Regions from separate parts of the Homo sapiens genome. Here region 2 is linked to region 1. The links are chromatin contacts, found by Hi-C or POLR2A ChIA-PET in ENCODE. All regions are on one chromosome and are shown on one strand. Each heading gives the region's core, a stretch centred on a gene start or an enhancer-like site at or near the end of the contact. The rest is flanking DNA. Distances are from core to core; before and after follow the strand shown.

Region 1 (7,460 bases), core at 1,435-3,934:
AATTAGCTGGGCGTGGTGGCCTGCACCTGTAGTCTCAGCTACTCAGGAGGCTGAGGCAGAAGAATCGCTTGAACCTGGGAGGCGTGGGTTGCAGTGAGCCAAGATTGTGCCACTGCACTGCAGCCTGGGTGACAGAGCAAGACTCTGTCTAAAAGAAAAAAAATACTGTATTTGTATCATGAATTGATGTGTTTTTTACAAGAATGCAAAGTTGGTTCATATTGAAAAGTCAGTCAACATGATGCATCATAGTAATGGAATAAAGAAGTAAAACTGGCTGGGCGCAGGGGCTCACACCTAATCACAGCACTTTGGGAGGTGGGCGGATCACCTGAGATCAGGAGTTCGAGACCAGCCTGGCCAACACGGTGAAACCCCATCTCTACTAAAAATACAAAAATTAGCCAGGCGTGGTGGTGCATGCCTGTGATAACAGCTACTCAGGAGGCTGAGGCAGAATAATTGCTTGAACCTAGGAGGCGGAGGTTGCAGTGAGCCGAGATGGCACCACTGCACTCCAGCCTGGTGACAGAGCGAAACTCCGTCAAAAAGAAAAAAAAAAAAAAGGAGTAAAACTGTATGATCATCTTAACAGAAAAAAAAAAAAAACTTAAGGAAAATCAACAACTATCATGATTTTTTAAAATCTCAGCAAACTAGGAACAGAAGGGAACTTTCTAAACCTAAGAAAGGACATCTATACACATGCAGGTACACGCACACACAAAACTACAGCTAACATCATATATAATGGTGAAGTACTAAATGCTTTCTTCTTAAGAATGGGAACAAGGCAAGGATGCCTACCATCACCACTTACATTCAACTGTGTACTGGAAGTCCTAGCCAGTGGAATAAAGCAAAGAAAAAAAAAAGGGATATAGATAGAAAAGAAAGAAGTTAAAGTGTCTTTATTTACAAAAGACATGACCATATGCATAGAAAACCTGAACAGATTTCCAAAAAGTTACCAAAAGTAATAATTGAGTTTAGGAAGGTCTCAGGATACAAGGTCAACAGAAAAAATCAATTATATTTTAATATACTAGAATTTTTCTTTTGAGACAGAGTCTCACTCTGTTGCCCAGCCTGGAGTGCAGTGGCATGATCTCAGCTCACTGCAACCTCTGCCTCCTGGTTTCAAGTTATTCTCCTGCCTCGGCCTCCCAAGTAGCTGGGATTACAGGCATGAGCCACCATGCCCAACTAATTTTTGTATTTTTAGTAGAGACTGGGTTTCACCACGTTGGCCTGGCTGGTCTCCAACTCCTGACCTCAGGTGATCCACCCACCTCGGCCTCCCAAGTGCTAGGATTACAGGAATGAGCCACAGTGCCGGCCAGCCTTTTTCTTGAAAAATGAACAAAGTGAGCCTGTCACTTCAAGGAAAATAACTGACAGTATTTGTTGCCAATAAGAAAATTCCAAAATTCCACATTCAAATGCCAAATAAGAAAAAGCTTTCGGCTGGGGGCAGCGTGAGCCACCGCGCCCGGCCAAGTTTTGTATTATTTTTCTTAACTATGTCTTCTCAAATTGCGGAAGCGTTAGGCCCCACAACATTTGACATCACCAGTAGGGATCCAGTGGAGAGGAGGGACATGATCAGAAACTGTGTTTTTAAATGATCATTCAACAGCCAATTATCAGGGTGGGTAGGAGTGAGGCAGGGAGATCAAAAGGCAGGGAGATTGGCTGGGATTACAGGCATTGTTACCAGAAAGGGGTCCCGATCCGGACCCCAAGAGAGGTTCATGGATCTCGCACAAGAAAGAATTCAGGGCGAGTCCGCAATGCAAAGTGAGAGCAAGTTTATTAAAGTACAAGAATAAAAGAATGGATAGTCCATAGATAGAGCAGCTCCAAGGGCTGCTTGCCCATTTTTATGGTTATTTCTTGATGGTACGCTAAACAAGGGGTGGGTTATTCACGCCTCCACTTTTTTTTTTTTTTTTTTTTTTTTTGAGACGGAGTCTCGCTTTGTCGCCCAGGCTGGAGTGCAGTGGCGCGATCTGGGCTCACTGCAAGCTCCGCCTCCCGGGTTCACGCCATCCCTCAGCTTCCCGAGTAGCTGGGACTGCAGGCGCCAGCAACCTCGCCCGGCTAATTTTTTGTATTTTTGGTAGAGACGGGGTTTCACCGTGTTAGCCAGGAGGGTCTCGATCTCCTGACCTCGTGATCTGCTCGCCTCGGCCTCCCAAAGTGCTGGGATTACAGGCGTGAGCCACCACGCCCGGCCAGGTCCCGAAACTTAAGCTTCATTTGTTTCACTGCAAATCTGCTTCTGCCTACAAGCCTGGTCTCATTTTCCTCTACCTAAGGATCTTCCTCCATGCAATTTCGGCCTAGGAGGCCCTTCCCGCCCCTTTTCGCCTAGCTAACTCTTTCGGTACTCAACCACCAACTCCTAATCCTCCCTGGTCCCCCAAGTGGGCTAGGGGCTTCTTGGGAGTCCCTCGCACTGCTCTAAGCATCCAGGCAGAGTCATTATTCCGGGTGCCAGGTTGCTCTTTTTCCAGCAGCCTTCAGGGGACTCCTGGCTGGGCGGAGTCTGTAGAGGCGCGCGGAGTCCTGGGAGAGCGTCAGATGTATTTCCTTTCCCTTTTTTCGCTCGTGTCCCGCCGGGTGGCGCTCACCACCTCCCCGGAACACGCGAGTCTCCTGTCGCGGTTCCGGTCGGAATTACCCCGTGGAGCACGCCGATATGGCTGCGCTGACACTGAGGGGTGTCCGGGAGCTGCTGAAGCGTGTGGACCTCGCGACGGTCCCGCGGAGACATCGATATAAGAAGAAATGGGTAAGGTCCGGCTGGGGGCGCAGGAGGGAAAAGTGAGGGTGGAAACTTCTCCAGTCTTTCCGTTTCCCGGCCCTCTAGAACGCCTAGCGTCTTTCCCAAGCACTCCACGGAACGTCCTTAGGCACCTCCCTCTCTCGTCTTTTCCGTCACCGCCTCTGTCCGCACTCTATGTCCCGAGCGTTAGTGTCTTCCACTTGTTACGTCTGCAGTCTCCTGACTCCGCCCAAGTTGCGTCATCACCTTCGCCTTCATTCTTTTAGTGATGTCACTGTCTCTTGTTCCCCAGCTGTGTCCACCTACCTTTCTGTCCCCCACTCCCCCTTTTACTTCCCTCCCTCCCCTCCCCCTTTCCCTTGCCCATTCTTCCCCCACATGACTTCTCCTTTCCTCATTGATTTTCCAGCCCGGTCGCCCTCACCCCTCGGAAAATACCATAGCGACCTTGCCTGCACTCCTGGGTCTCCGCCGCCTTGCAGGAAAGGATTCAGCCCCTTCCTCAACCTCGAGCTGCCTCTGGCGACCGGGCAAGGTTACAGCGACCACCCTGTCCATACTGCCGGCCCAAACCCTGGCAAAAGGTGCAACGAATCCTCTCATCCTCTGGACTCTCCTTGCTTCTCCAGAGACCCTTTTTCTTGCCTCACTGGAAGCCCTGGAATTTCTTCTATGACCGGCACGCCCCCCTGCCCACCCCAGCCGATTCCCTCGCCACCTCCACCATCTCTTCCACCCCCACAACCTTCCTCGCACTCAGGGAGATGGTCTTTTGAGTCCTCTTCCCCACTCCTGGAAAGGACCTACTGCCGCTAGCCCTGCCACTCGGGTTCCCCACTCTCCAGCCCTTATTTTGAGCAGTTCAGCATTCCGGGGTCACCCCCTCTCTGTCAGCGGACACCTTATTGCAGCTGGATGAGTCCCTCCAGAATGCGGCGTCCCTGTCTTCAAGGCACGTACTGTGACCAGCACACTAATCTCTGTTACTCTAGCGGATGGCCTTCAGCTTTTGGAACCAGCCCGGCAACCTCCTTTCCCCTTGCTCATCAGTCCCCGGGAACGAGCCCAGTGACCTCCCCTCAGCTCACTCATGTACCCTTGGAAACTGGACCCATGATTTCGCCTCCTCCTACACATAGGACCCCGGGAACTTGCCTCACGATTTCACCTCCTCTTGCTCGCCGGCCGGTGGAAACTAGTCCTATGGCCTCCCCAACCCTTTCTCACAGAGTTTTGGAAACTGGGCTGATGATCTCTCTGCCCTCTCACTGGTTCTCAGGGAGAAGTTATAATGACCCCCTTCTCTCCCCAGCATCTTCCCCACCTACTGGCAGCTTTTACCATGGCAGCCTTAAGCCTCTAGACTCTTGTGAACCCAAACCACAGCTTGACCTGCCCCTTGAGAAAAATTGTTGTGGCTTCCCACTCTCTTCTCAGGCAGGCATGCCTGGCTCTCCCAGCTCACCTCAGGAGGGCTCTTATCATTACTCCCATCTTTCCTCAGAGGCCTACATACCTACCCCTGGGAGTCCTTGCTATGCCATCTGCCTGTGCCCCGGGAGTACTGATTCTCCTTGCTCACCCCAGTCCCAGGCTCCCAGGAAGGCTTGCATTGAGTCCCTTCTCTCCTGGGAGGCAACTGGGAACTCTTACCTCATCCTAACCCCGGACACCACAACTTCTGGTCCCCCCTGTTCCCAGGAACCATCTCGTCCCCATGGTCCTCATTCTGTCCTTTCCTTCCCTTCACCCCTGGGCAACCAGTTTATATCTCCACCCCAGTCACTTCCCCGCAGAAGCTATAATGAACCCCCTCTTCCCACTCCAGTTTCCCCCCAACCGAAGTCCCCTAAGTCCCCAGAGTTAAGACAGTCACATACTCCCCACAAATGTCTCTCCCTAGTCAACACTCCCCAGCACACCCCTTCTGGCCAGCCCAAGCCCGCTAAGGCCCACACCTGTCCCCCACCTCCCTCCTGCCTCTCTGGTCCTTCTTGTATGCAGCCATACATCACAACTCCTTCAAATTCCAGCCCCAAAGAACTTCCCCCAGGGACTACCTTACTGACTGTGGTCCCTAGAGCTCTCAAAAGTGTTATCCCCACTTCTTTTCCCCTCTGCCTTCCTTGTGATCCTGTCTCGGCCAATAGTTATGCTCAGAGCAGCCGCCATGGACCCTCCATAGGGCCCCCCTGCAATACCCATATATGCTCTGTGGTTCCCTCCACCCCCCATCCCTGCCCACTGTCTGGCTCCCTCAATCATTCGACAGGCCCCCCTCCCATTGTGCCCCTGTGTGACACCTATAGCACTCCCAGGGGCCCACCCCAACCTCGTTGTCAGCCTGTGATGCCTCCTTGTTCTACCCACATCTATTCTTTTATCCCTTTGAGAACACCCTTTGATCCTCAAAGTTTACCCATTGTCCCCCGAGTCCGGGCCTACCCTGATACTGTCCCCTGTGGCCTCCATATCTACCCTGTGGCCTCTCAAGGCCCTTGCAAAGAGCCTCTGCAGATCCCCTACAGCTGCCCTTTGCCTTCATCCAAGGATTCCAGCTGTAGCACCAATCCCAGCTGTAGTTCGACTATTATTAGCAAATGCCAGAGTAGTGACAGCGAGAGCAGGAGTTCCCACCAAAGCCAAAGCCGGAGCCAAAGCAAGAGTCCCCATGATGGCAGAAGTCAGAGCTGGAGCAAGAGGCATCATCTGAGCAGAAGTCCAAGTCAGAAAAGCAGTCCCTATCCTAGCAGAAGCTGGGGCCGGAGCAGTAATCCTCAACAAAACACAAGTCAGGGCCAGAGTGAGAGTCCCCAACTTAGCATAAATGAGCACCAGGGTGAGAGTCCCCAAATTAGCAGAGGTCAGGGCAAGAGCAAGAGTCTATGATGGCAAAAGTCGGAACCGGAGCAAGAGTCCCCAACATGGCAAAGGTCAAGGCCAGAGCAAGAGTCCCCAACATAGCAGGAGCCAGAGCAAGAGTCCCAGCGAGGCAAAAGTCACAGAGCAAGAGTCCTCACCATAACAAGAAATGAGGGCCAGAGCAAAAGTTCTGACCAGACCAAAAATCTAGGCCAGAGCAAGGCATAGATAGTAACAAGATTGCCAGCTATAGCAAGCATCCCAGCTGCAGCAACCAGGACCGACTTGTGCACTCCTCATCTGAAGTCTTCATTTCTCTTTTACTCTGCCTCCTTGTTCTTGTCCTCTTGTCCCCTGCTACCCCCATAGCAGTCATCCTAGAAGTCCCTGTTTTGGTTCACACCTCAAGATTCTGTGGGCCCTCCTTATCCAACCTTTCTGGGGTCTGGGAACTCTCCCAGCATGACCCTCAAACCTCTGATTCTAAGCATGGTGGTGCTAGTCACTGTGTGACGCTAGGTAAGTTACCCACATCTCTTCATCAAATTGAAATGTTGTTAATTTTTTTTTGTATCTTACTGAGCTATCAGTTGTAGTGCTCACATAAGCTAGTAGACATGAAAGTGCTTTGAAAATAGAACTGTTCAGAAGAAAAGGGCCTTTTGCTTTTAAGTTCAAAGCTTCCCAGAGCCTCCATAGTTTCTCCTAATCTTCTGCAGGCTCTCCTCAAGAGTCCTCTCCTGAGCTCCCATATTCCTAAGTTCCTCTTTCTCCAAGGTCCCCCTTCTTGATGACCCCCGCACAGTACCGTGAGAGTTACATCTTTATCTGACAACCCTGGGATGGGAAGGCCCACTCTCCACTACTTTTCCCTCTCACACTTCTCTGGCAGGCAGGCAGGATGCAAAAGCAGGAGTGGGCACTAGCTGGATCCAAGTTTGCCCCTAGGCTCTGAGGTGGGGGTCAGGTAGTAGGGGGTAGAGTCAAGACTGGGAAAACCAATAAGCCTGTCCTCTCTCTTTTAGGCTGCCACAGAGCCCAAATTCCCTGCTGTTCGACTGGCTTTGCAGAATTTTGACATGACTTACAGTGTGCAGTTTGGAGATCTTTGGCCATCAATCCGTGTCAGTCTCCTCTCAGAGCAGAAGTATGGTGCACTGGTCAATAACTTTGCTGCCTGGGATCATGTAAGTGCTAAGCTGGAGCAGCTGAGTGCCAAGGATTTTGTGAATGAAGCCATCTCCCACTGGGAACTGCAGTCTGAGGGTGGCCAATCTGCAGCCCCATCCCCTGCCTCCTGGGCCTGCAGTCCGAACCTTCGATGCTTCACTTTTGACAGAGGGGATATCAGTCGCTTCCCTCCTGCCAGGTAGGATCTGGAGCCATGACTGGAGCGGTCCTGAGTGTCTGCTGGAAGTAGACATGTTGAGACCCAGCTTCTACCCTCTGTAATAAGGACCATAATATTGCTAATATTTATGGCATGTTTATACAGACTAGGCATTTTTTTGAGGTGCTGTACATATGTTATCTCTTTTTGTTCTGTCAGCAGCCTTATGAAGTAGGTAATATTATTGCTGTTTTACATTTGGAGAAACTGAGGTACAGAGAAGTTAAGATTCTTACTTGCTTTAGGTCCCTCAGATGGTAAGTGGTGTGACTAATATTTAGACCCAGAACCTGCACTTTGAACCCACTCTGCTCTGTGCCTCTGGTAGAAAACAGCCACCTTTTACATGAGCACTCACTGGGCCCTCTCAAGTTGAAATGTGTTATTCACAGCAGTCTTCTCATTTTGCCCTCACAG
Region 2 (7,460 bases), core at 3,642-6,141, 280 kb before region 1:
TAATAAATGGCTAATTCAGAATTCAAGCCCATAGTTTTAACCATTTAAGCTACACTGCCTCACAGCACTTAGCTCTAAACTCATGCCATTAAGCTACACTGTCTCACAGCACTTTAACCATTAAGCTACACTGCCTCACAGTGCTTAGCTCTAAACTCATGCACACAGAAATACACTAATACTGTGGTCCTAATATGAGAAATAATTTTGCTTTTCCATTGCATATTAATTACTTGTATTTATTATCCACTTTAGCACTCAACCCACTATAATCTAGCTTAGTCTTCCAATACTCCACTAAATTTGCTTTGATAGGATTTCAATATCCTTTTAGTTATCAAATCCATTACTTCTCCTGCCACATCCTTTCTGTGTAATTTCATTCTTAGCATCTACCATCAACTACACACCTATGCCTCCCAAATCCTTTCTATACCAAGTTCCAAATCCAAATAATCAGCTGCCTGCCCCCTAGTGAGCTCCATTTGTGTTCTCACAGGAACCTCAAACTCACTGGTTCCAACCCTAAACTCTCCTCATGTACTTCTTATTTTGGTGAAAAACACCATCTTCCAGTCTCTCACACCAGAAATCTAGGAATAATCTTTGACTTCTCCCACACCTACCATATCTGGTCAGGCATGAAGTCCTTAGCATTCCCATGACCTCCCGCTTCTTTTCTGCTATTTCTCTAGTCCAGGCCCTCATTATCGTTTAACCTGATGACCACAACTGTTGCAGTCATGTGCAAGTCAGGCTGGTGTTCCTGCCTACAGTCTTGTTCTACTACAATTTATTCTCAGACTGCTGCCAAAGTTGATATTCAATTCAAAAAAATATTCGATGAGCACCCATTATGTACTCCCATACATAAGTAGGTACTAGGGCTACCAGGGAAAATAAGCCACCATGCCTACTCTCAATGAGTTTACAGTTGAGTGGGCGTGGCATTCAGTAAATGTTACACTAGGGATCAGGACCAGGCACTGTAGGGACCCAAAATACAGCCCCTAAATTGGTCTCCGGAATCAGGGAACAGTTTCTAGAAAAGATGATATCTAACCTGAAGTCCTAACGGATAAGCAGGAGTTTATCCGTTTGGGAGAATGAACAAAGAGCAGAGGAGAGAGGAAGTTCAATTTGGTGCCATTAGTGGAAACAGCAAGTGGTTCCAATAGTAGGGCTGTGCAGTTTGAGGGGGTAAAAGAAAACAAGACAGAAATTATTGGGGAAGAAAAGAAATCCTGTCTCACTGATGCCCTTGGAGGTACTAAGTAGACTTACCGTTCAATCTCCTTTTCATTCCCCTCTCTGCGAAATCGCTCAATATATTCTTTGCTATGTTGTTCTTGTGTGTGACACTGCTCTTCAAATATTTTAATTGTTTCATTAAAAGCTTCTATTGCAGTCCTCTTCATCTGTATTTCCTACAGGAGAGAAAAAGAAAAAACACAGGCTTCATTATCTTTATTATTTTCTTCTAACCTTGGTCTTAAACAAATTTTGTAATTCCAGTTATTAATGTAATCCCATATAACACCTAGTCTTTCAAAAGTCTTCTCCTTGTTTAGGAGGACTAAAACAAGAGCTTTTATTCAACCCCTACTCTATTACTTGTATGTAAAATACATCATTTAAACTATAAAATAGGCCAGGCGTGGTGGCTTACACCTGTGATCTCAGCACTTTGGGAGGCCGAGGCAGGCAGATCACTTGAGGTCAGGAGTTCAAGACAGCCTGGCCAACATGGCAAAACCCCGTCTCTACTAAAAATACAAAAATTAGCCAGGCGTGGTGGCGGGCGCCTGTAATCCCAGCTACTCAGGAGGCCGAGGCAGGAGAATTGCTTGAACCCGGAAGGCAGAGGTTGCAGTGAGCTGAAATTGTGCCACTGCACTCCAGCCTGGGCGACAGGGCAAGACTTTGTCTCAAAAAAACAAAAAGGCATCTGAATCACAATTCCCCAAAAATCTTCAGGTTAAATTTTGTTCAGTTTGCTTTTTAGAAAGGCAATAAATATGCATAAGGGTCTAGAAAAACTGCTGTCCTGAATGTTTACAATTCTAGAAGTTTTGATGTTTATGGGATAATTCCTACATTATCTAGCACTTACTAGGCTGGGGTGTTTGGTTTTGGTTTTGGCTTTGGTTTCGGTTTCGGTTTCAGTTTTGGTTGGTGGGTGGGTGGGTGGATTGGTTTTTTTAAAACTGTTGCCTAAGCTGGACTTGAAATCCTGGGCTTAAGGGATCATTCCACCTCAGCTTCCCAACTAGTTGAGACTTTAGGGGGGCACCACACACCTAGCTTAAGCATTTGTCACTTTCGGCAATTGATTACTGAGAATCCACTATACAGAAATTACCATCTGGTGATAGAGATTTGTGAAACGTGAAGTCTGCCCTCCAGGACTCAGAATATACAGGTGGAACAGATTTCTGAACTCTAATAAGGTTTGGTTTCATGTCATGGAAGAGGCAACCAGTTATTTATTAACTAGTTATTTATTGCTTTACAGAGACTTCACAGAGGAGGTGACACTTAAGCTAGGTCTTAAAGAACTGAGATAGAGGAAGAAAATACAGCACTGCACAAAGGAGGCATGGTATAATGTATACATAAAATAACAAGGCATGTTCAAGGATTAGTAATTGCCCAGTAGGGCTAGAACATTAGAGGATTAGCAGATGAGGGAGGCTGGAACCTTGTGATAGTCCATACAGTTAAGATTACATCATATGTATCTTAATACTAAAAAGTAACTAGAATTCCCATATGCCAAATATCTTGGTACTAATTCTACAACTCTTAAATTATAGTGGAGAGCTTTAGCTCCCTTGCCAAGTTAGAAATTACCTATAAAGTTCTGGCCCTGGATCTTCAAAGAAAACACTAATAATTTAGACTTTATTAACACTGGTAGATATATTGGTAAGTAGAACAGCAAAGGGAAAAGTATTTGATATCACTACTAAGTCAGCACCTCCCCCATCAACAATGCCACTATACCACTACACCTGCCACCAAAACTATAAACCTACCTGTTCACCTCCTCTCTTCCTTCCCCTCCCTTTATTTACATGTGCTCTGGGTCTCAGCTCCCCTTCCTTTCTGGGTACTTCACTCTATCGTATCAGCTAACCCCTTTTACATCATTAACTCTCCCAGTCTAATGGTTCCTTCTTAGCAGCATATAAACAAGCTCTGGTAACAACACTTTGAAAAAAAAGCATTCTTATTCCAAAACTCTCTTCAAATCACAGATAAGCTTCTTAAAGAGTTGTTTATGGCTGGGCACCGGTGGCTTACGCCTGTAATCCCAACACTTTGGGAGGCTGAGTCGGGTCGATCACTTCAAGTCAGGGGTTCAAGACCAGCCTGACCAACATGGCGAAATCCCATCTCTACTAAAAATACAAAAATTAGCCAGATATGGTGGTGGATGCCTGTAATCCCAGCTACTCAGGAGGCTGAGGCAAGAGAATCACTTGAATCTGGGAGATGGAGGTCACAGTGAGCCGAGATCGTGCCACTACACTCCAGCCTGGGCAATAGAGTGAGACTCTGTCTCAAAAAAATAAGTAAGTAAAATAAAAAATAAAAATAAAAAAAGAGCTGGCCAGGCACGGTGGCTCACGCCTGTAATCCCAGCACTTTGGGAGGCCGAGATGGGCGGATCACCTGAGGTCAGGAGTTTGATACCAGCCTGGCCAACATGATGAACCCCTGTCTCTACTAAAAATACAACAATTTGCCGGGCATGGTGGTGCACGCCTGTAATCCCAGCTATTCGGGAGGCTGAGGCAGGAGAATTGCTTGAACCCGGGAGGCGGAGGTTGCAGTGAGCTGAGATGGTGCCACTTCACTCCAGCCTGGGCGACAGAGCAAGATTCTGTCTCATAAAAATATCAATAATAAAATAAAATTTAGGTCAATAAATGTCAAAAGAATATAACTTTAATGAATATATTTACTAACAACAAAACTAATTTAAATTAGAAATAAATATTTGAAAGTCCCAAATATTTAGAAATTAAAAACACAAGGGGCAAAAGAAGAAATCACAAAAAATAGAAAATATTAAAAACTGAATAATAAGGAAAACAGTATGATAAAATTTGTGAGATGCATATACACAGTGCTTAAAGGAAAATGTATTGCTTTAAATGCTTATTTTAGAAAAGAGAAAGTTTTTAAACCAATGAACAAAATTTCCACCTTAAGAAGCTAGGAAAAGAGAAAATTAAACTGAAAGCAAGCAGAAAAAAATTAGAAAGAGCAGAAATTCATGAAACAGAAAGTAAACACTAAAAAAATCCATTATTGTTATCTACTAGAAAGAGCCCAAGGTAAGTTATTGTTGCACTAAGAATTCACTAGGAATTAAGTCGAATCAACATAGACTAATGCTTCTATAAATCATTTGATATTCAAAATAATAACCTGTGTTCCAAGACAATGTACATGAGAAATACAGTTAAATACATTTTCCTAAGCCACTTCTACCCAAATATTATAAAAGGTAAACTTCTCTGAAGATATTCACCTTCATCAAAATTCCAAACACTTTTGACAAACTATGTAACAACTTAGGGCAAATTAAACCAATCCAAGTCTAGCTAAAAAACAATCTAAAAAGTAGTCAGGCCTAAGAAGTCCTAGGAAAGAAACTAGATTATTCAACAGAATTTTGCTCTATATCATAAATATGAAAAGTATTACTGGCTATTAAAGTTAATGATCTAAAAACTGTGTAGCTAACTAAGTCTACTAGTAAGCCCACAATTTCCATCCATCAGCTCCTTCTTCCTCAGTAAATCCCCACATTAGCTGAACACACCTGACCAAATAAAAACTAGATTTCTCAGCCTCCCCTACAGCTAGCTGTGACCTGTAGCTAGGTATGCCCATGTGACTTAGTTCTAGCCAGTGGGATAAAAGTGAAAGCAGAGTGTGCTCCTTCTAGGAAGTTGTCTTAAAGATAGAGAACCTTCCTTTCTCCTTCCTATTCTTACTTCCTGTTTACTAGAATATGGTTGTGATGGCTGATATTAGAGTAAGCCCTCTTCCACAGATAGCAAAGCATCAAGACAGAAAATGTCTATAAGTTCTGAGGATGGTGGAGTTACCCTAACACCCCTGTAGTGCCTATATACACATGAAAGAAAACTAAATTTCTATCTGAAGCCTTTGGTTTTATTTTGTCACTTGTGACCAGTTAATATTAACTGATACAAATTATATCCTTAACCAATTAAGAAGGGAGGGGAATTTATATCATTAAAGTTTCAAAAAGGCTGTTTAAGCCTTTAAGACATTAAAACAGCTAAAGATCATCAAGTGAATGATCGAAAATTTGATGTAACTAAAACATTGCACACATATTAGTCAAAAACAACATAATATACCAACCTGGGATGTTCTAGTATATTCTTCATACAGCCTATCATACTCTTTACTCTTCTCCTGATACTGAGAGTGGTATTCTTGCAGTTTTTTACCTACTGCATCAATATTATCTTCTTTTACCAACTGATCCTATACAGGTAAAGAAAAAAATAAAGAATGTTAACAATTCTGACATATGTGGAAATAGATTTTCCACATCTATTTTTTAAAGGAAAATATCACCTCAACCATCTATTAAACTATATTTCAACTGTACAACTTTAAGCCACTGTATTAATATCAAGCACACAAATGTACCAAATCCTTTGATAATATTAAGATCAGCCTTTAAGTCACATCAAAATGATTAATACTTTAAAAATTAAGAAATGAAGTGGGAGACATAAACATAAGTATTTTTATATAAAGGTAACAAGTACATGCAATAAGATATTACAGAAGGGTAGCCACAAAATAAGTTCCAAAAATATCTAAAATCTTAAGTATGCACTAGGCGCAATGACTCATGCCTATAATCCCAACACTTTGGGTGGTCAAAGTGAGATGACTGCTTGAGCCCAGGAGTTCAAGACTAGCCTGGGCAACATGGCAAGACCCTGAAGTTGTGGCATGCACCTGTGATCCCAGCTACCGGGGAGGCTGAGGCAGGAGGACCACTTGAGCCCAGAAGGTCAAGACTGCAGTGAGCCATATTCATGCCACTGCAATCCAGCCTGGGCAACAGAGACCCTGTCTCAAAGTAAATAAATAAATAACAAAATGGCTAGTTTTTTAAAACTGATAAGCCTGGTAAATAAAATCAAATAAGGCTGTTAAATAATCACTTGCTCAATAGCTAGCAAGGATTTCCATAATCATACCTGTTGGTATCTGGACACTGGGTACATCAGCTTCACATCAAGTTTGGGATTGTACTGAGCAAGAGATTCATGGTGATAGTGGTTAATGAGCTCCACCACGGAATTAAATGTCAGAGGATCAGAAAAGCCATATTTACCATCCCGGTGATAGATCTTTATTAACTTATTATTGCCTCCCTTCCTGTGAACAACAAGACAACAACTGTGGATTTTTTTCCCCCAAATTCAACTGAACTACTGCTTTCATATGGAGACGTGAAAGCTTGGTGTCACATGATAAACAAGTTTTACTATGTTAATGAGGCTGGAAGGAGTGAAAAGGCATGTTATTCTGTGTGTGAACATATATATATATATATATATATATAATTCATTTTGCATTGTTTTGTCCATAAAATACTTTGGTTATTAAAGGTCAACATATCTACACAGCATTCAGTATGAACAAATGTAGCAAAAAAAATCACTTAAGAAAAATAAAACAGAAGTAAATTCTATTTTTGTTTATATTCTGAATGAATTTTCAAATTTAAATTCTATCAATATTTTTATCAGGAAGAACAGAAAAAATCTCTTAAGGACCTAAAGATATGTGGTTGTATGTCTCTGTGGGGGGAGCAGAAGCCATCTCTATATGAAGGGAATGATAAACATTTGTCACACAATCACCAACATACTCAAGGTTTTGTTGTTAATGCACAAACATAACTGAGCTCCTTAATCTATGATTTATAGCTGCATAATTAATCTAGAACCTTATACTATTTTGTCTTTTACACTTGCTTATAATTCTCAGAAATGACTGTTCAGGCAATCACAACATGTAAATGATTCAAGTCATTCAACTGTTTTACAAAGTATAGCTTTTGAAGAGCTATGTATATTAGATGAATGTAATTTCATGCTTGGACAGTTCAGGCCACCTTTGTTTACTGAGTCATATCTAAATGGACCCTTAAAAGATAATTTATAACTAAAGTTTAAAATAGCAATGTTTTGCAAGTCCCATAAGGCATAATCTAAAACCACAGCAGGTTGATTCATAGCAAAATGCTGTACCATTCCCATTCAACCATTCTTACAGCAGCACGCAGGCTTATGCCCCTAACTCTCTTTATGCCATGCCATTTTATATAAATAGCATTTACATAAATGACCATTTTATATAAATGACCTTTTTGTAAAAGGTCAAAC

The links. A loop is a pair of places that touch in the nucleus more often than their neighbours do. ChIA-PET counts read pairs that join two places held with the same protein, here RNA polymerase II (POLR2A). Pooled maps may share reads with other maps.
Region 2: a loop to region 1 is called in a map with no recorded cell type, with 2.7 times the contacts of the local background. The contact joins the enhancer-like site here to the promoter of NSUN4 in region 1. A Hi-C loop is called at or near these places in 7 of 37 single-sample maps with no recorded cell type and 4 of 50 pooled maps. POLR2A ChIA-PET finds 5 or more read pairs at or near these places in 2 of 52 experiments (WTC11 and activated T-cell).

The regions. Positions count from the first base shown.
Region 1 is chr1:46,338,123-46,345,582 of GRCh38, forward strand. NSUN4 (NOP2/Sun RNA methyltransferase 4) reads left to right here and starts at 2,685. Exons shown (of 6, transcript NM_199044.4): 1 at 2,685-2,797; 2 at 6,679-7,022. The coding sequence starts at 2,705. RefSeq lists enhancers at 1,086-1,885, 2,546-2,755, 3,883-3,972.
Region 2 is chr1:46,060,645-46,068,104 of GRCh38, forward strand. It overlaps P3R3URF-PIK3R3 (P3R3URF-PIK3R3 readthrough), which reads right to left. Exons shown (of 10, transcript NM_001303427.2): 4 at 6,267-6,447; 5 at 5,410-5,535; 6 at 1,285-1,427. It overlaps PIK3R3 (phosphoinositide-3-kinase regulatory subunit 3), which reads right to left. Exons shown (of 10, transcript NM_003629.4): 4 at 6,267-6,447; 5 at 5,410-5,535; 6 at 1,285-1,427. Among named protein-coding and RNA genes, the nearest start is that of PIK3R3, 68 kb to the right of the region's middle. RefSeq lists enhancers at 1,398-2,597, 4,950-4,999. Within about 2 kb of position 4,892, at least 3 of the 41 ENCODE cell types and tissues checked have a DNase peak (open chromatin) inside an H3K27ac peak, as active enhancers do.